Regions from separate parts of the Homo sapiens genome. Here all the other regions are linked to region 3. Evidence: chromatin contacts called from ENCODE Hi-C or POLR2A ChIA-PET data. All regions are on one chromosome and are shown on one strand. The core of a region is the stretch at or near the end of the contact, and the rest is flanking DNA. Distances in the headings are between cores, read along the strand shown. Region 1 overlaps KCNQ5 (potassium voltage-gated channel subfamily Q member 5). Region 2 overlaps KCNQ5 (potassium voltage-gated channel subfamily Q member 5). Region 3 overlaps KCNQ5 (potassium voltage-gated channel subfamily Q member 5). Region 4 overlaps KCNQ5 (potassium voltage-gated channel subfamily Q member 5).

What was found. Hi-C counts contacts between places; a loop is a spot of excess contacts on that map. ChIA-PET counts read pairs that join two places held with the same protein, here RNA polymerase II (POLR2A). Pooled maps may share reads with other maps.
Region 1: a map of PC-3 shows a loop between it and region 3 (2.1-fold over the local background). The contact joins two enhancer-like sites. A Hi-C loop is called at or near these places in 1 of 168 maps with a recorded cell type or tissue (PC-3). POLR2A ChIA-PET finds 5 or more read pairs at or near these places in 4 of 52 experiments (AG04450, GM10248, OCI-LY7 and 1 more).
Region 2: a loop to region 3 is called in a pooled map, with 12 times the contacts of the local background. The contact joins two enhancer-like sites. A Hi-C loop is called at or near these places in 1 of 168 maps with a recorded cell type or tissue (PC-3), 1 of 37 single-sample maps with no recorded cell type and 10 of 50 pooled maps. POLR2A ChIA-PET finds 5 or more read pairs at or near these places in 1 of 52 experiments (activated CD4-positive, alpha-beta T cell).
Region 4: a loop to region 3 is called in a map of PC-3, with 13 times the contacts of the local background. The contact joins two enhancer-like sites. A Hi-C loop is called at or near these places in 2 of 168 maps with a recorded cell type or tissue (PC-3 and ascending aorta) and 4 of 50 pooled maps. POLR2A ChIA-PET finds 5 or more read pairs at or near these places in 1 of 52 experiments (HEK293).

What each region holds. Positions count from the first base shown.
Region 1 is chr6:72,786,030-72,791,265 of GRCh38, reverse strand. All of the region lies in intron 1 of KCNQ5 (potassium voltage-gated channel subfamily Q member 5), which reads right to left. Among named protein-coding and RNA genes, the nearest start is that of KCNQ5-IT1, 160 kb to the right of the region's middle. Within about 2 kb of position 3,610, at least 5 of the 41 ENCODE cell types and tissues checked have a DNase peak (open chromatin) inside an H3K27ac peak, as active enhancers do.
Region 2 is chr6:72,824,636-72,829,844 of GRCh38, reverse strand. All of the region lies in intron 1 of KCNQ5 (potassium voltage-gated channel subfamily Q member 5), which reads right to left. Among named protein-coding and RNA genes, the nearest start is that of MIR4282, 140 kb to the left of the region's middle. RefSeq lists an enhancer at 4,349-4,398. Within about 2 kb of position 3,609, at least 2 of the 41 ENCODE cell types and tissues checked have a DNase peak (open chromatin) inside an H3K27ac peak, as active enhancers do; they include PC-3, where a contact is called at or near this core.
Region 3 is chr6:72,646,015-72,650,839 of GRCh38, reverse strand. All of the region lies in intron 1 of KCNQ5 (potassium voltage-gated channel subfamily Q member 5), which reads right to left. All of the region lies in intron 2 of KCNQ5-IT1 (KCNQ5 intronic transcript 1), which reads right to left. Among named protein-coding and RNA genes, the nearest start is that of KCNQ5-IT1, 18 kb to the right of the region's middle. Within about 2 kb of position 1,722, at least 5 of the 41 ENCODE cell types and tissues checked have a DNase peak (open chromatin) inside an H3K27ac peak, as active enhancers do; they include PC-3, where a contact is called at or near this core.
Region 4 is chr6:72,858,595-72,863,848 of GRCh38, reverse strand. All of the region lies in intron 1 of KCNQ5 (potassium voltage-gated channel subfamily Q member 5), which reads right to left. Among named protein-coding and RNA genes, the nearest start is that of MIR4282, 110 kb to the left of the region's middle. Within about 2 kb of position 1,493, at least 9 of the 41 ENCODE cell types and tissues checked have a DNase peak (open chromatin) inside an H3K27ac peak, as active enhancers do; they include PC-3, where a contact is called at or near this core.

The DNA of each region.
Region 1 (5,236 bases), core at 2,361-4,860, 140 kb before region 3:
CATGGACATACATTACAGCACACTTTGGCCTCTTTTCTATTGCTCTCATATGCATAGCTGCTGTCTCAGGCATTTAGCTCCTCCTGTGGCTGGCTCTTTCTCAGCTTTCAGATCTTACCTCAAATGCTGCTTCTCCCGAGAGGCCTCGCAGCTTCTCTACGGAAGAAGCCATTCTCATCCACTTTCCAAGACCACATCCTGTTTATTTTCTTCAGAGCACTTACAAAGATGCGATGATCTTGTTTATTGACTTATTGACTGTTTATTGATGATTTCCCCCCATGTGTGCCATTGTTACCTCCAGACCCAGGACCATTTCTGGCACATACTAAAAACAAACAAAACAAAACAAAACAACAAACAAACAAAAACCCTTTGTTGAATAAACAAACACTGAATATAATTCTTTGGACCTAAAAACTCTGTTTTTTTATCTTCAAGTTTAATACCGTGTACTTTATTCTTTTAATGTCCTTAATGTTCTAAATGACTTTATTTTTCCCTAATAGAAACATTTATCCAAGTTTTTCCTACATTTATTTATTTAGGGGATATCCATCCCCTTAAGCATTTATTCTTTGTGTTACAAACAATCTGATCATGTTATTTTAGTTATTTTTAAATGTACAATAAAATTATTTTTTACCATAGTCACCCTGTTGCACTAACAAACACTAGGTCTTATTCATTATTTCTAGTGATTTTTTTGTACCCATTAACCATCCCCACTTCTCTGTGAAGAACCGCACCCATCACTACCCTTTCCAGCCTCTGGTAACTATCCTTTTATTCTCTATCTCCATGAGTACAATTGTTTTACTTTTTAGTCCCTACAAATAAGTGAGAACATGCGAAGTTTGTCTTTCTGTGCCTGGCTATTTTTCTATATTTAATCTGTAGCTCAACTTGATGTCAAATTGAATTAGCTACTAAATTCATCTTCATTGCATTCTAGCTCAAGTGATGTTGGATATGGCTTCTCTGGGCTTTAGTGGCCTTATCATTTATATTGAGGAACTTTCACTACTTTGGGAGCTTATTTTGTGATTACAGTCATTCTATAGAGCACAAAAGAGCTGGACCAAGGAAGAATAAAGAAAAACTTGTTAGTATAACTTCTTAAGCATCAACAGCATTGCTTTAAGAAATTGTTAATATTTAAAACAACATTTTAATGAATTCTGGAGAGACATGCCCGTTTTGTCAAACATTTATCTTGACAAGTGGCGTCTAGTTCTAATTCTATTTGGACGCTGCAGGATCCCCTCATCTCAATACTATTCTTCTGTTCTCTCGCACTGGGCCCCATCCAAGTTAATTATAAAATGGTCCTTTGTGAAACGTAAGTGCATTTTGTTCACCACTCCTATCCAAGAGGTCCTTTCCACTCGGCCTCCAAAAGGAAAACAAAACAAAAATTATATTTTACAAATATAGGGTTCTATTTTTAGGAAGGGAAAAGAAAGGTGGGACTAAGTGTCCTATGTTTTGAGTTCCTTTCCTGACTTTGCCACTCACCAGCTGTGTGACCTAATACAAGTCTATTGATCTCTTTGTGTATCAGTTTCCTCATTTAAAATATATGAAATTTATAAATGATAATGTCTACCTCACAAAACATACCTAATGATGAATAAGTCACCACATCTAACACATGAAGTATACTTAATTCTTCTATCACTGATACTCTTTCTATAACAAGTTATATTTCCTTTCTCTATATAAGTTATATTTAAATTAACTGAAAAATATTCCTTACAGTGAAGTTTTTGTATGTATCAAGAAAACTGTATGTCCTAAAATTCTTGGTTTAGGATTAGCCTGAAACACTGGTCTGAGGTAAAACACCTGAGTTTCAGTTTCAGTTAAGCTGAAGGGCTTTGAGCCAATCGTTTCACCTCTGTACTTCATTTCATCTCATATGTTAAACATAGAGGGTGGATTAGCCAGGTGTGGTGGCGGGCTCCTGTGATCTCAGCTACTCAGGAGGCTGAGGCACAAGAATCCCTTGAACCTAGAGGCGGAGGTTGCAGTGAGCCAAGTTTATGCCACTGCCCTCCATCCTAGGCGACAGAGCAAGACTGTCTCAACACACACACACACACACACACATACACATGAACAAAAACCATGGAGGGTGGGTTTAGATTAGTAGCTCCCAACTTTGGCTACACATTGGTATCATCTGGAAGACTGAAAACAGATAATGCCTTTGGCTCCACCATCAGAAAGTATGGTTTGGACTGGGGCTTGGCATTGGTATTTAAAGGTTAAAAGTATCTCCTCTGGGATTTCTAATGTGAAGCTAGGGTCGAAAACTTTTAATCCTTCAATACCTACAGCTATTGAGAAACCAACAAATAAGAAAGGACAAGGTTTTTAGGATGGCCTATGTTTTTCCTAAGGATATAAAATATAAGACATGGGTTCAAATTAAGTAATATCCTACCTTAAAACTTAAAAAGCCTTTGAAGAAAAAATAAAATTTCATCTTATACAAAAAAAGACATGGACTACAAATGAATAGGTATATGATACTGTTATTGTAAAAATTCCATTATTAGTACCATGGCATCAAACTATAAGGTTAATATAGAATTATAGAATCCAGAATTATTTGAAAAATTGTTATAAACTATTTGTTCAAACAATAAAATATTTTTACCAAGTTCTCTTTAATAATACTGCTATCTGCTGTATAGTATAATAAATAAGACAGCAAACTATTTTTAACTATAAACAATTCAGGCCCTTTTAAGTGTGAAAGGATGCCTTAGCTAAACAGAAGGAAGAAGAATGAAACTTTCTATTTAGAAGCTGTTATGAGTCAGGCATTGGAGTAGGTGCTACTGTATTTGATAAGTCATCCGCATACTATTCTGTGAAGTATGTGTAACTCTTCCCATCTTACAGATATCCAAAGTCTTGTTAATACAGGCAAAGGGATCTTCCCATGGGGCTTTCCAGGGAAAGTAGCAGAGTCAGGATTTGAATCTGGACATTCTGGTTTGTTAGCACATTTTATAATAAATCATTATTTATAGTCTGTAAGCTCTAGAGCATTAAAATTCACTATACTCACAATACATAGTCTACAAAATTCCTCCTGTATTTTTTTCCCCACTTTTCTTCCCCACTCATTCATCCGTTCACTTATTCAGCTACCAATGAGCCCATCCACCAAACACTTAAGTGACTAGTTGATGTCAGGCTGGAAATGCAGATACCCAAGAAAAGCAGCAATTGGAATGTAAGTTGTCTAAGGCACGGGCACTGAGGCAACCAGGAAACATTTTGGAAAACAACAAAACAGAAAAATCAGATTGGTCTTAAGAAACCTATTAAAGCAGCACATAGTGACTCAGAACAGACATAAACAAAATCATGTTAGAGAGACAGATTGGCCCTCAGGCTGATAAGGCAGGATTAACTGGTGAATGCACAGGAAGAATGTGCCAATCAATAGAGGAGCTGATTAAGTTTGGAAATGTAGGAACATCAAGGTCACAGAGGTGAATAGGAACAGGGATGAGTGCTGACTCAGAAGAATGTGCCTTGGCATGCTGACTCAAGTGGCCTGTATGCTGACAGGCATGGACTGGGAGGACGGGTACTCAAGTTACTTTCTTGATTCTCTTTGTTCTGCATCCATGATTTCCACACAACCTTCTGGTTACTTTGGCTTCCTACATAGATTGGCTACAGCATTCAATTTTTTTTTTTTTTAAATACTGATACTTAGGCCTCACCAGAGACTAATTAAATCTGAATTACTTGAGAGTAGTGCTGAATAGTTGTACATCTCTAAAGCTCCTCAAGTGATTCACATACATAACATGGGTTTGGCAAACATTTTCTGTAATGGGCAAGATAGTAAATATTTTAGGCTTTGTGGGCCATATGGTCTCTGTTGTAACTATTCAACTTTGCTATTGCAGCACAAAAGCAGTTATAGATAATACTTAAATGAATGAGTATGGCTGTGTTCCAGTAAAACTTTATTTATAGACAATGACATTTGAATTTTGTACAATTTTCATCAAAAAATTTTATTCTTCTTTTGACTTCTTTCATTTTAAATGTAAAAATGCAAAAACCACTGTGAATTTGTGGCTGTACAAAAACAGGTGGGGGGCTGCATTTGTCTCACAGGTCAGGGTAGCCAAACCCTGGTCTGTGGAGATAATACAAATGCACAGACATGTTTCATCACAAATGAACCAGGATTCTCATTTCTTTTTTTTTTTTTTTTTTTTTTTTTGAGACAGAGTCTTGCTGTGTCGCCCAGGCTGGAGTACAGTGGCACAATCTCGGCTCACTGCAAGCTCGCCTCCTGGGTTCAGGCCATTCTCCTGCCTCAGCCTCCCGAGTAGCTGGGACTACAGGTGCCCGCCACCACGCCCGGCTAATTTTTTGTATTTTTAGTAGAGATGGGGTTTCACTGTGTTAGCCAGGATGGTCTCAATCTCCTGACCTCGTGATCCGCCCGCCTCTGCCTCCCAAAGTGCAGGGATTACAGGCGTGAGCCACCGCGCCCGGCCCAGGATTCTCATTTCTAATACACCGGTCTCTCAGATTTCTGTTGTGAGAGGCCAGTATTGCGAAGTAAATAAACTTTAGGACTTTGAATAAATCAAGTTTTTCTAAACCCGTGTGGCTGAGATCTAGACTCTGGGTAATGGAGAAATCACTGAGACAAATGACTTCATATGGAGAACTGACTAGAGAAGCCACTACCTTTCCTCAATGAGACTGCTTCCCCATTCCCAAATGATGTGAGCTGCATAAATTAGACATTTATTAGGCATAGTTAGCATGTTTATTTATTTATTTATTTACTTATTTATTTTACTTTAAGTTCTGGGGTGCATGTGTAGAACATGAAGTTTTGTTACAAATTTTTGCAATCTATCCTTCTGACAAAGGGCTAACATCCAGAATCTACAAAGAATTTAAGCACGTTTTATAATAAATCATTATTTATAGTCTGTAAGCTCTAGAGCAACATCGTCTGACATAGCAGCCACTCACCCATGTGGCTACTGACTACTTGAAATGTGGTTGGTTCAAATTGAGGTGTGCTATGTTAAAATACACACTGGATTTTGGAGGCAGTATGAAAAAAAGAGTATAACATATCTCACTAATAATTTTTATATGTCATAACAATTGTGTCAAAATAGTAATATTTTGCATATACTGGTTTAAATCAAATCTATTATTAAAATTAATTTTA
Region 2 (5,209 bases), core at 2,360-4,859, 180 kb before region 3:
AGTTCCACTTTCCCACTACTCTCTTAGAAAAACGTTCTTTTTTATGTAAACTTGAAAATTTACTTTGTCTCAAACATCTATTCATTCCACCTTTTGTATGCTTGCCACCTCCTCCCTGAATGTTATTCTGATCCTTGGTCCAGAAACATTCCTTCTCCTAGAACCTCTATGGCATCTACTGAATTGTCCAAATAATACATGTGGCAAATTAATGCTGTAGCATTTTGGGCACATGTCTTATGAGTGTAAAACATCTTCGAGAGTTATTCGCACTGTGCCTTGCACATAGAATATATTAAGTATATATTGAATAAATGAATGAAAGAATTGAGAGAGACAGAGAGAGAGACCTTTAATACCATGGTAAAGTCATTTTTAAGCAGGAGAGAGAGAGAAGAGAAGAGGAGAGAGAGAGACACTTTCAACACTGTGGTAAAGTCATTTGTAAGCAGAACCAAAAATGCTCCTTTATAAGGTGTGAACAAAAATGCCTTGGGCCAAAAATATTTCTCATCTGTCTAATTGCTGCATTAAATTCCACTTTAAAAATAAATTCATTTTCTGTCTTGAGGTTTTCCAGATTTCAAGAACATACAGAAATGAGCACTACCTAGTTGATGAAGAGCATCTCCATAAGCGGTCCTGCTGCAGAACAGGACACATATTGGGGCTCTTGGAGCAGGGTATATATGAGAGCCTCTCTGGAGAGCCACAGTACTGTGGGAGGAGAAACAGGCAAGCAAAGGTGTGTGGGCCACACCACAGTCAAACTGGTTTATCATGAACGTGTCATATATCTATGCAGATGTATTTAGGTCTATATAAATATAAATATATCTATATATGTATACATACACATTATGTTTAATGTGTGTGTATATATGTAGATATGTACATAAATGTATTTTATTTTGTAGGTTGTATTAAAACAAAGACCACCACAACTAACATCTTACTGAATGGGGAAAAGCTGAAGGTTTTCCTCTAAGAACTAGAATAGGAAGGCTGCCCACTCTCACCACTTTTATTCAACATAGTACTGGAAGTACTAGCCAGAGCAATTAGACCAAACAAAATAAAGAGGCATCCACATTATAAAGGAGAAAAAGTCATTTTGACAAATAGAGGTAGGTAGTACAAAGATTTTTTTTAAAGAGGAAAAGAAGAAGTCAGATTGTCTCTGTAGGTGACGTGACCTTATGTAAAGAAAAATTAAAGGCTCTACCAAAAAACTCTTAGTACTGATAAACGAATTCAGTAAAGTTGCAGGATACAGAATTAATATACAAAAATGAGTAGCATTTCTGTACATGAATGAACTAACAAAAAGAAATCAAGAAGGCAATCTCATTTACAATAGCTACAAAAAAGTAAAATACCTAGCAATAAATTTAACCAAGAAGGTGAAAGTCCTCTATAAGGAACCCTACAAAACACTAATGAAAGGAATTGAAGAGGATACAAACAAATGGAAAGATCCTATGGTCATGGATTAGAAGAATTAATATTGTTGAAATGACAATTCTACCCAATGCAATCTACAGATTCAATGCAATTCCTATCAAAATACCAATGACATTATTCACAGAAATAGAAAAAAACACTTACAATTTGAATAGAGCCACAAAGGACTCTGAGTAGCCAAAGCAATCCTGAGCAAAAAGAACAAAGATGGTGGTACCACACTACCAGTCCTCAATATATACTACAAACCTGCAGGAACTACAACAGCATAGTACTAACATAAAAACAGACACACAGAAGAATGGAACAGAATAAAGAACCCAACAATTAATTCACATATCTACAGCCAACTGATTTTTAATAAAGGTTCCTAGAACACTCATTTGAGAAAGGACAGTCTTGTCAATAAATGCTGCTGGGAAAACTGGATATCCGTATGCAGAAGAATAAAACTAGACTTCCACCTCTTACCCTATATAAAAATCCACTCAAAATGGATCAAAGACCTAAATGTAGGACCTGAAATGATAAAATTACTAGGAGAAAACATATGAGAAACAGTTCAGGACATTGGACTGGGAAAATATTTTATGATCAAGACCTCGAAAGCACAGGAAACAAAAGCAAAAATAAACAACTGGGATTATATAAAACTAAAAAGCTTCTGCACAGCAAAGGAAACATCAACAGAGCAAAAAGACAACTTATAGAATGGAAGAAAATATTTGTAAGCTACTCATTCAATAGGGGATTAATATCTAGAATATACAAGGAACTCAAACATATCAACAGCAAAAACCCAAATAATATGAGTAAAAAATGGTCAAATTATCTGAACAGACATTTATAAAAGGAAGATATACAAATGGCCAACAAATGTATTTAAAAATGCTTGACATCACTAATCATCAGGAAAATGCAAATCAAAACCACAATGTGGTATCTTCTTACCCCAGTTAGGATGGCTATTATAAAAAAGACAAAAAATAACAAATGGTGGTGAGGGTGTGGAGAAAAGGGAACTGTATATTATACCTCTTGTTGGGAACATAAACTAGTACAGCCACTCTAGAGAACAGTATGGAGGTTTCTCATAAAACCACAAATAGAATGACTATATAATCCAGCAATGCCACTACTGGGAACTTATCCAAAGGAAAGAAAGTCATTGTATCAAAAAGACTTCTGCACCCCCATGTTTATTGCCACACTATTCACAATAGCCAAGATACAGCATCAACTGAGGTGTACCACAACAGATGAATGGATCAAGAAAATGTGGCATACATACACAATGGAATACTATTCAGCCATAAAAAGAATGAATTCCTATCATTCATAGCAACATAGATGGAACTGGAGGACATTACGTTATGTGAAATAAGCCAGGAACATAAAGTTAAACACCACATGTTCTCACCCATGTGCAGAAGCTAAAAAAAGTTGATCTCTTGGAAGTATAAAGTAGAACAGAGGAAACTGGAGGCTTGGGAGGGTAGGGGGAAGGGAGGGATAGGGAGAGATTTGTCAAAGGATATAAAAATTATGGCTAAATAGGAGGAATCAGTTATAATGTTTTATACCACTGTGGAAGGACTACAGTTAACAATAATGTATTATATTGTTTCAAATAGCTAGAAGAAATATACTGAATGTTTCTAACACAAGGAAATGATAAATATTAGAGATGATAGATATGCAAATTACCCTGTTCTGATCATTATACATTATATGGATTGAAACATCACTATCTATCACATGAAAATGTATAATTATTATTTGTCAAACAAACATTTTTTTAAAACCCAAGAACAATTAAAAAAAAGAAGATTATAGCAGGAACCTATAGGAGACATTAAACATAAGCATGAATATATTTAAGCAGGTAGCCATACAAGGGAGCTGAAATAAAAGACATTTTTCAATTAGAAATAGTACATATTTCTTCTATTCATTATTTCTTATGATTTTCCTGTAGCTTTTGATGTGAAAGACTGATAGAAAGACACTGACTTTCACTATTTCTAATCCACAAAAAATGACTGTTGTTTCTAAATTTAACTCATTATAATTATCTCTTTTCTCTCCATGGCATTAACAAGGCCTATCATGGGATCTAATGACTAATCTTGCAGGAAGGGTAACTGGTGACTAAAGTATTCCTCATGTCATATATGTGTATATGTATCTTTTGATGGTTAGAGTCGAATGAATTGGTATCTTTACCTTGCAAGTGTGTAGTTTTGCTTTTATACCCTGAATTGCTTTGTGCAAATTACAGTCTCCAGAGCTGAAGCTCCTTGCTGTGGATGAAGGGAAATGGTGGAAAAAGGGCCCCAGAATCAGAATGGCTTTTCCACCAGAGAAGTGTGATTGCTTGCAGGCACAACGCTTAAGGTTGACCCCCATGGAGGCAACTGTGATTGAACAACTGGGTTGGCCTTCTAGATCCCAAATATCCTTCCTATATTTAATCTGATTAAAGTTTTCTCTCTTCATTTAAACATAAAACATTCCATGACACTGATTTACTTCAATATATAAATGACTGGTTTCATTCATTCATCATTCATTCATTTGACAAATACAGTGCCTCCCATGTGCTAGTGTGGGTAGACAAACAGGACTGACTAACAACTATTGCTAGGTGGCTAAAGAATGGGCTGAGAGACTTCCCTTCCCCAGGCAAGTGAGCCTGCTCCCAAGCTCAGCTTCTCCAAGGCCCTCCAAGTTCCACATGTTGCATAGTATAGGTCCCACCTAAAGCCAAACTGTTATTCTAAGTCATGCTCTCTTCCTCTTGCAAATAAGACTTCTCACTGTCACCAAGGAAAAGGAGAGAACCTTCCCTGTGGACCACCAGCTAACTGTTCCTGTTCCCAGTTCCAGTCTGCACTCAGTGACTCATTCTGGCATTTTCTTATGCCTTCTACCAGTGGCACTGTTCTTGTTGCTGGGGAGATATGTATAAAACAAACAAAAATACTTACTTTCAAGGATCTTACATTCTGGTGGGGAAGCCAGACAACAAGTACAGTAAGTAAATAAATGAAATACAGTGCAGCACAACCCAAAGTAGTAAGTGCTGTGGAAAAAATAGAAATCAGGGAAGGGGAACAGAAAGTGTTGGGGATGGTGAGTGGATGTTGCTCTCTTTGCAAAGTAGATTTTTAGGGGTGAAGGGGGAAAAGACAGCCCAGTCTCCCAGCCTAAATGTTCGTTTTTTTGTTGTTGTTGTTGTTTTGTTTTGTTTTTTTCTCCCTAGCCTTCTTCTAGAGCAAAAGTCATCTGGCAGTTTCAGGACAGATGACATCATTACCCAGAGGTCCTCAAAGACAGTGAAGCTTGAAGAGATTTCTTCATGTGTCAAAATGGGAAGATTACTGTCTCTCCTGCCCACTTCTCTGGGTTGTTGTAAAGATCAAAGGAGAGAAGGGCTATAAAGGTGCTTTGAAAACAATGAAAGCTACACACTGAAAAGGCATTATTATCACAGAATTGTGTTAGAAATAAGTGGGATGACTATTTACGTATCCAAATTTTATAATCTATAGTATAAAGATGAGAGAGAGAGACACACACACACACACACACAGAGACAGAGAAAGAAAGAGAGAGAGACTAAATGTAGGTTTTGGCTTGGAATCATATATATCAAGCTGTTAGTTGGCTATATCCAGGTGATATGACACCTTTCTTCCCTATCAAATCTCCATTGCTGGCCAGCACAGCTTCACTCTTCTGA
Region 3 (4,825 bases), core at 473-2,972:
TTTTCCTGAGTGTTCTCCCTTTAGACTAAAACCACGTGAAGGCTAGGAATATTTCTTTCTTCTTTGTATCACCAGTGCTAACCATGTAAATGTGTGAGGAATGACAAAAAGGAAGAAAATACTTACAAGTAAACAAGACCCTATACTAATACATTTCACTGTGCCCTTCCATATACATATATCCTACCCACTCCCCCACTACTAAGAACTATTCTTTTCTTTCTTGTAAAAAGGTATGCATTTAAAATAGTTTCGCTTTTAAATGGATTTTTCCCCAGAGGGCAAACCACTCATTTACTCTCCTGGCAGAGGAAAACAGTAAAGTGTCAAGATGTCTAAGCCAGTTTGAAAATATTTTGGAATTTCTGTGTTTTTCCCCTTCTTTTTTACATAGCTATATAAATGTGCACCTATTCTGAAAGTCAGCTTGAAGCACACATTTCAAGGTATTTGAAATAGTTTTCTTTCCGTTTTTCTTTTTGCATTTCATTTGACTAAGCAGTTGTCTAAAATGTGATATAACCAGAATGTACCTATTTATATTGGTTACTTCAAAATGCATGTCTATGAGTCACTGTTTTTATACACTTTAGCTAGTCAGCCAGTTCAAAGAAAAGAAAATAGGGGAAATTATTAGAATAACAATTACTAGTTGAATGACCTAATACAGATTAAATTATAAGAAACAAGACAGGAAAAGGAAACTTAGTTTATATCTCACATAAGTGCATTTTAATTATTCCATCAAACCAATAACTATATAAACATAATTTCAGAAAAATGGAAGGTTGAGTTTAACATTATAAAACAGTCATTAGCTGTGTAAATAATGAGTAAAAATATGTAATGGTCAGAAAAAACATAGCACTTGCAATGAGAGACTGTTTGTATTAAATATATTTGGATGTGTCAGTTGCTGCAATATTTATTCAAGGAACCAAGCTTCTGGGATTTCATTTCTATTTGCCACCAGGTGAATAAAATGTGTTAAGTTCATGTTGTCTGTGACCTTTTACTAAAAATGTTATTCCTTAGTCATATTCTGCATTGGTGGTCAGGGTTGGATGCCAAGAATTTGCTTGTCATCTGACTGAGTTTCCTTTTCACGTGTAATGCTTCATCTGAATTACACCATCCTAAATGATTGTACAAGCTGAAGAATTTTCTATGTCCAGTAGTTTTATTCTTTAAAGAAGCATTCAAGAACCATTACAAAACAAATAAAGCAAAGATAGATTCTGTATATTCTGGTCATTTGTGTGCCAAGATTGATGGTGGTTAGTAGAGTATGTAAATCAATGAATTTAGGAAGTCTCACTGAGTTGTACAAACTCTTTACTGGGTCCGTAGCTCCATTTTCAGAGTCCTGTGTGTTTTCACAGAAACTGCACCATTAGTTATCTTCACTGGAGGATTTGACCAAATTTATCTAAGGTAATGTGCCTATACACGAGTTTCCTAACTAAGGTTCTTAAACCCCTTGGTTTATGAACTTGTGGAAATTTATGTAATCATGCATATGTGCACATACACGTGCATGTCTGTTTAAGGACATGCTTCACAGGTTTTTAAAATACGTAGAGATTCTGAAAGAGGCTGTGATCCAAAACTGTTTAGAACCTTAGCTTCGCATCAACAGTATTGGCCAGGGACTCCTGACATATTTGCCACCAGTGTTCTTAGAAGCCCTCTACTGCTGTCCATAGATGCACAGTTGCACATCTGCGAGCAGGACAAAGCCTGTGCTCAAACACAGCCATCTCCAGGCTTCGTGCATTTGTTTGGTCACATGAAGTGGTACCCTGACTCTATCAAAAGCTAATTTCACTCATTTGAGTAATACGACTAAGCACACAATAAAACTGAGGATCTCTGAACTAAAACTGGGTCCTGACCCGTATCATCCAGTTTGGTAGATTAACTGAACATAACCACCTTGAGTATAACCAGCCACATGTCCCTTCTTTGGAATGTGTCTCCACATAAACACACGTAGGCTTTTCTTTTTTTTTCTTCTGAGATATTTCAAACAGAAGACCTCTGAGAATTAAAAAAAAAAAAAAAATGAAGGCCCATGTATTCATCTCCCATTTTGCTATATTTCTGCAGGCTTAGGTTTTAAAAAAATTTAAATATTCACATACAGTAGAAACTCCTGCATATGCCTCCTTAATATCATTTTCCTCTCTTTTTCCCCCTCCATATTTAAAAGCTATCCTAGTATCTACCAAGTCTAAACATTAAAAAAAAATCTATACAACATATGTATGCTGGTCTAAGTAATATAAAAGTATTGGTTGCCATGTTTTAAAATATTGCATAGTTCGTCTCACACTATAAAAATGTTTTTGCACCTTTATTTTTGGCTCAACATTAGGCTTTAGATATATCAATATAGATTCATGTAGCTCTAATTCATTCCTTTCAATTACTGTATGGTATTTTCCTATACAATGACACTGCCAGTTATTTACTCATTATTATCCTTATGGACATTTTCATTTTTTTCTATTACCAATGATGTTGCAATGGGCATTCTATCTCTTGTGCCCACTGCACGATGTTCCATGATGGCTTCCCTGGTCTTGATGGCAAGAAGTGATCCTCAGTTCTTGTGTACAGTGCTACTGTTCTTCCAACGTCAAAGGCTCAGCCTCATCCATCTCAATAGCCATGGTGAATGGCCTTATGTTCTTTATGTTTTAGTACATAATGTGACTGCTATAAATAATTATCAAACTTAATTACCATAGGTTTCTCTGTGTGGTAGTCATCAGTGTATCTGTCTCAACTTTCATACAAGATTGTACATGTTCCCTGGGAGTGGGTTTGTTACATACATGTTCTAATCCATCAAGCTGTCTTGCACTTCTTTATACTTAATAGGTCTTCAATATTTACTGAGTGGCTGAACAAATGAAATAAAAGGGAAATCTTATTTAATTTCATGATGTATGAGATATCTTAACAGTCAACATTACATTCTACTACATGAAGTGACTTTTCTACCCAAATTAGCTTATTCATGCTTATCGTCAATACTGTGATCTAATGGGGGAGTCATTCCCATAGGAACTTACAAATAAGAGAAATAAATTTGCCTCATTATGGCGCAATACATAATGATCTGTTTTGGTCCCTCTCTTTTGATTGCAAAAAGAGCTCCTTGCTGTCCATAGATGGGGGTCCTGGAGGTCAGGGGCATTACATGCATGTGTCTGTGAACTGAACAGCTATCAGAAACCTAGGGAAGTTGAGGAACAAGCTAATCTCTGCCTCAGGGCCATATGCCAGATGATCAGTCTCTCAGTCTCTGTCTCTGCCTCTCTCTTTCTTTCTCTCATCTTATGGCATCTCTTTTTTTTTTTCTTTTTTTTTCGTTTTGTTTTGTTTTGTTTTTTCTGGGTTGTTGTACAGCCTTCTGTCTCCTGACCAGGTTTCTCTTCTTAATGCATGGTTTCTTCTTCCTCACAACTTTACCTTACACTCTCTCTCTCTTGCCATGACTCTGACTCCAACTAATGGCATTCTTTCAATTCAACTCTACTGATGATTGACTCACCATGTCCATTTTTTTCATCCCATTTCTCCATAAGTCACCTGCCTACACGGCAAGGACACATGATAGAAAGTATAGTTTTCTGGCCTAGGCCAGATAGTAAACATTTTCAGCTTTTTCAGCTGTAGATCACTGTTGTTACCACTCAACTCTATTGTTGTAATGTAAGAATAGTCACAGACAGTAAATGAATGAATATGCATAATGGTGTTTCAATAAAACTTTATTTATTATTTATAATGGACCCCAGATTTACAAGACGTGATTAGAGTCTGTTCTGTGCCTATGTTTACCAAGCACCTCTCAATAATGGGTTAGTTTTGCATATGGCTCTGCCTACAGGAAATGGATAGGATAGTTATGTGAATTTGAGGATTCTAATTCATTTGAGAGTTTTATAGGGTTAGTAAGAAGAACTTCAAATATGACTAAAGTGTATAAATAATGATGATTCATATCTCAGTGCTCATAGACATGGCCGGATGGTGATTTGTAAATGAGATGATGTACCTAAGCTGTGCACTTGCCCTTGGGCAGCACCCTGCAATGTATGCTTATGGGCAAATGACATTAAACCAATCACAGAGAAATTGACCCCAGGCCAGAAGGCACCCTTAAACTCAAACAAGGCTGGATTGGCAGAACATATATCAGCCATACACAGGGTTTGATCAGAAAAGGTCCCTTTAGTTTTACTGAAAGCTTCTGTCTACCCATGCAACAGTAAACTATGTAGACCAATAGATAACCATATGCTTTTTTTTCCCCCAAATCCATGTGGTTTTTCAGACATAAGATCAGCAATAACTACAATCTGTTCCACTTGTGGATAACTGTCATATTTGGTAAGGAAAATAAACATATAAGAAATTTTAGTATTTTTATTTTTAGAGGTCCATACATTTACAAAATTTATTTTTAAAATAAACTCATCATTTGCTGCTAAAGTTATTCTTTATAAGCCTGTTGACTTTTTTTTATCAAATGAAGATGTATTTTTCACAGTTTCATTATATATGTATATATATATGTGTATATGTATACAAACATATTTAAAAGACAATATTCTCAATATTTGAGAAGATGTAGTATGATGGATGGGATCCTGCTGTCAGAAACCCAATTATACAGAGATTTGAATTATTTCAGATTACAGATTAACAATGGACATAGGGTGATAGTCCATGGGATACCATTAATATGAATGTATTCCATCTATAATTGGGCATGCCTTATACATCATTTTCTTGATTTACTGTCAGTCAG
Region 4 (5,254 bases), core at 244-2,743, 210 kb before region 3:
TTTAAATAATTGATGTTTTCAGCTGTAATTTTTGGATTACATTTCAAACAGTTCAAAATACATTTATTTTTTCTGATAAATAAAACACCCTTACACAACTTTTAAAAAAATTCTAAAAAATATCTGCTACAGAAATACCTATATCTGAAGGAAATTAATGCCTTACTTTATTGTCCAGGTAGAAACTGACCAATCTTGTTTGGGTCTACCTACTCCCCATTACCTATCATGAGCTATTTTTAAAAACTAGTTTTTATTATGTTTCAGAATGATTAGCTGACTTTCTTTGCAGTTTAGGGAAATTTTCCTTTCCCTAAGCCCTTTAGAGTCCTTTCAATAAAATGCACTGTGTGTAATGGCAAAAAATATTTCATGCAATCTTATGCAAAAACAGGAATCTGAAAATGGAAATCTTAGGAATGAGTTATTAAGAAAAGACATTTGGATCAAAGAAAAACGTATTTCTAAAGTGAGTGTGATTTATGGTGTTAGGATGGGACATCTTGCCTTCTGAGAAACAGACTTGCTTGACCCAGTTTGTGTTCAGCTATCTGGTAACTTGTTAAAAAGGATTAACATGTAAGGGTCTGGAAAAACTCTAGTCTCTAAGTGGCTATTTAGTATGGGCAGGAAAAGGCTGTTTTTTTCCTAGAAGCCTGGGGCCATACTTTTCCTATGTTCCCATCTAACACATTTAAGGCACACCTGTTGCTGAGAAATGCATCCTCTACACTTTACAGGGTACGTTTATACACACAGTAGCAACTGAGTCATTTAGTCTGCCATAAGCTGCTTCCAGTTTTTAGCCTATTTTCTCTGGAAAATAATACAATTTCTCTTTTTTGGCAACATTCCTATGAATAACAGTGCAAGGAGAAAAACAAACAATTATAAATTTTTAGATATTTAAAAGACATTGGTGGCCCGGTGCAGTGGTTTGTACCTATAATTCCTGCACTTTGGGATGATGAGGCAGAAGGATTGCTTGAGTCCAGGAGTTCAAGATGAATCTGGGCAACACAGTGAGACTTCATCTGTACAAAAAATTAAAAACTTAGCCAGGCATGGTGCTGAGTGCCTGTAGTCCCAGTTATTCGGGAGGGTGAGGTGGGAGGATTGCTTGAGCTCAGGAGGTTGAGGCTGCAATGAGCCAATATTGCACCACTGGACTCCAGCCTAGGTGACAGAGCGAGACCCTGTCTCAAAAATAAATAAATAAATAAAAAAGTAGGAAGACATTGGCTAGGTTTTTTCCCCTAGCCTAATGGACTCACTGGACAAAACTTGATTATAAGGGTGGTAGAATACTAGAATGAGCTTATGACATATTCTGTTAATTAGAAAAAATCTTTTGAAAGCAACTTACTGAGGGATTTAAAAAGTACTAAAAAAAGAGACAGCAGGAAAGCAGTGGCTTTGGAACACTACGGGAATCATAATGAGGAAGCAAGTTATTTGCTAGTGCCCCTCCCTCTTCAGCTCTTAGTGTATCTTTGGCAGATTGAAAACACTTAGTCAACTTCCTTTTTAAATACAGTAGACATGACATTTATGGCCTCCTCACTTACTCCTCCTTAGAGAATTTCCCCTCTCACTTTCCAAGAAGCAGTTCTATGGGCCCATGACAGGACCCTCCCCAGTTAGCCCAGCTACAGCTGACTGGATCCAGGTGACAACCAGCTTGTGCTAGACAGACAGGTCCCTCTCCAAGGAATTTGGAATTGGGGCAGAAGGACAGGAGTCAGTTAACTTGCCTGTGGGAGTTTGGTTTGAAAGTTCACATAGAGTCTGAGCCAGACTTAGCACCACTGCCAGCCAGAACCACATGTACTAAAGATTTAGTAGGGCCGGGAAGTCATGAGTAGGCTGAGAAAACTGGCAGAGGGCAGGAAAAAGGAGCAGACACAGTGAGAAGGGTAGAAAGAAAAAGCTAGAGACCTCAGGAGAGATGACTTACTCTAGTTGGTTTAAAGGAGTTTTTATACTTGACAGCTGGGGGTGGATCCAGGTTTTTTTTTTTTATTATACTTTAAGTTTTAGGGTACATGTGCACATTGTGCAGGTTAGTTACATATGTATCCAGGTTTTATGGGGCCCGAAACATATATCATTTTGGGAGCCTTCTCCAGAAGAAGAATTCAAAATTACAACAGACAATTTGGTACAGGGTCCCATGAAGCTCAAGTGAGAGGCCCTAAAGCTTAAGCTCCATTAATTTCCTTTTCTCTCTGTTTACAATCAAGTCATTTCTGAGGAAGATATCCAGACACACACTAAGGAGAATCTTTTGCAGAAGGTCAGGAGGAATCTGAACTGAATTTCCAAGGAAACTTTTTTCTGGAGACCTTTACTTAGGGACATTCTGGTGAATTCTTTCTTTGGCCATTTCATCTCTGGAAGCCTATGTGCTCCCGGGATTCTGAGGGTCACACTCACAACTCATTCTCTAATTCCATACACACCACACTGGTCTTTCTTCTACATATTTCAATTTTGTTACTGTCCCCTAGGAATTTGTTTGTGTTTAAATAATCCTTTAAAGGAATCTCTGAGGTTTATTTTCTGTATTTGGAATTTTGCTGCTTGGTCTGCATAGTTACAACCACCTGTTTTCTTCTTGAGTCATTATTAACAAAAAAGAAAATTCATGAGGCACATGCTGTTTCCCTGTTTGGCTGGACTTCTTCATTCTCATCACGTCCTTGAAGGGTTTCAAATTGCCTGGTGGCCACTCTTCTAATCCTATCAGTCTGGGAATATTTTAGAGGACTGGATAGCAATACTTACATTGCTATCTTAAAAAATATGAGCTCTCAACCCTAATATCCACAGAACACTTCAGATAAAGCTTCTAATATTGTATATATAATTACTAATGTCTATGAAATGGACAAAACATAACAATCAAAGGGAAAACTACTCAGAGTAGAGTCTGACTTCTTTTCCTTTCCCTTCCTCTATTCCCCTAAAACATACACACACACACACACACATACACACACACACACACATGCCTTAAAAGGACAGTGATGAGCCAGGAATACATTAAGACCAAGAATAAACAGAAATAAAGATCATAGGAGTTATATTCATACCTCAAAGTGTATGAAATACAGTAATGCTTTGGAAGGGGAAAGTATCTCTGGAACAGATTTTTACAAGGAAAATAGATACTATTGATTAAAGTTCTTGTAGTAGAAAATGAATACATTGATTCTCTAAAAGTCACTGACCTTGATAATTAAAAAAAGAAGAAAAATAATATACACTGTGCTGACTAATTTTTTGGTATGTTACTAAGTGTTTTCCACGAATTGTCTCACAGAATCCTCAGAACATTTCTATATCATTACTCCCATTATTTTACAGATGAGGAAACTGAAGCCTAGGAAAGATTAAGTAAGCCAAAGCCACACACTTAATAAAGGGTGAAGTCACGACTCCAATTCCTGTATTCTAGGGCTTTAAAATCTTTCCGCCACCAAGAAAGACTGAGCATGTTGAAAAGGTCCTGTTGAAATAACCGAATTGGAATAGAGTTTAAGTAGTTCAGAGGGTTAGGTATTTTTTACGGTCTGCTACCTTGCAGGTGAGACTTCAAAAGAAGACAAAATTAATTTAGAGTAGAAATGGAAATAGGGCTGGAGAAGTGTCATCGTGCTTGTGACACTTAGCATCAGGAGCCTCACATCATTTGTATTTTTATTCATACCATTTGTATTTGTTTCATTGGACCTGTCTCTCATCTCTTCACTGGGCCTTGGCTTTTCAGGAGAGGGCATTGTCTTCCCTTTGGGGTCCTGCCTAGTATCTTACATAAAGAAGAGATCAATAATCACTTTTTGAGGATGGAGACAACAAAAGGGGAAAAAGCTTTTTTTTTTTTGGTGAATAGGATTACATAATAATAAAGAAATGACAAAAGAAGAGGACAACCAGGTATTTAAAAATCAGGAACAGGTCAGGCACAGTGGCTCACACCTGTAATCCTAGCATTTTGGAAGGCCAAGGCAGGCAGATCACTTGAGCCCAGGAGTTAGAGACCAGCCTGAGAAACAGGGCAAAACCCTGTCTCTACTAAAAATACACACATGAAAAAATTATCCCGGAGTGGTGGTGCATGCCTGTAGTCCCAGCTATCTGGGAGGCTGAAATGGAAGGATCACCTGAGCCTGGGGAGGTCGAGGCTGCCATGAGCTGTGATTGCTCCACTGCACTTCAGCCTGGGCGACAGACAGAGTGAGACCCTGGCTCCAAAAGAAAAAAAAAGTCTGGAATAAGTGAGGGAAGCAGGCACAAGACACAAGAAAAAATACAGAGTTAAATTTGAGAAAAATAGAGAAATGGCATTTTAGGAGAAGCAAAGATAAAATCATATATTGGAAAAAGTGATGTATGATATAGGCAAATTGAAAAAAATACGAAAAATATGGGGAAAACAAGGGTACATTATTTGTCAACTATTTCTGCACATTGGAAGATGATTCATTAAATAACTTTTGCCACCCATGCTTAAAAAAATATAATTTCTATCAATAGATGTGTTCAATGCCATTGACTGGAATTTTTTCTCAAGGCATTATGGAATAGGCATATGTAGTTAAAAGGAAAAGTTTATTATTATAGAACTCTATTATAATAAAACTTCAAATATTATAATACAACTCTATTATAATAAAACTGTCTGTGTCATATCAGAGAGCCTTGGAGTTTTTGAAAGAGGAAGTTATATGCTCTTTGAGTATATAAAGCCTTTACATTTATATGGCATAAACAGGTCTAATCTGAATAAGGATGAAAACTAGAGAATATTCTTAAAAAACTTTTTATTTTGAAATATGTATAGACTCGTAAAAATTGCAAAACTAGCATCGAAAGCTTCTGTGTAGATTTCATCCAGCTTCTGCCATGGCAACATCTTACATAACTATAACACTTCATCAAAACCAAGAAACCAGCATTGACACAATGAAATTAACTAAACTATAGATATTAATTAAATTTCACCAGTTTTTATGCTCTTTTGAATGTGTGTGCATAATTTTATGAAATTTTATTACATGCATAGATTTATAACCACCACCACAATCAAGATACAGAACTGGAGAACATCTTGGAATGGAAGCGTTAGACAACAGAGAATGCTATATATAAGAAAGTTATTCTTAGAAAGACAAATAAACGGGATATAAAACCAGAATGTTTAAAATAAAATAATGGAAAAATTAAATATAAAGAAAAAATGTACTAAACT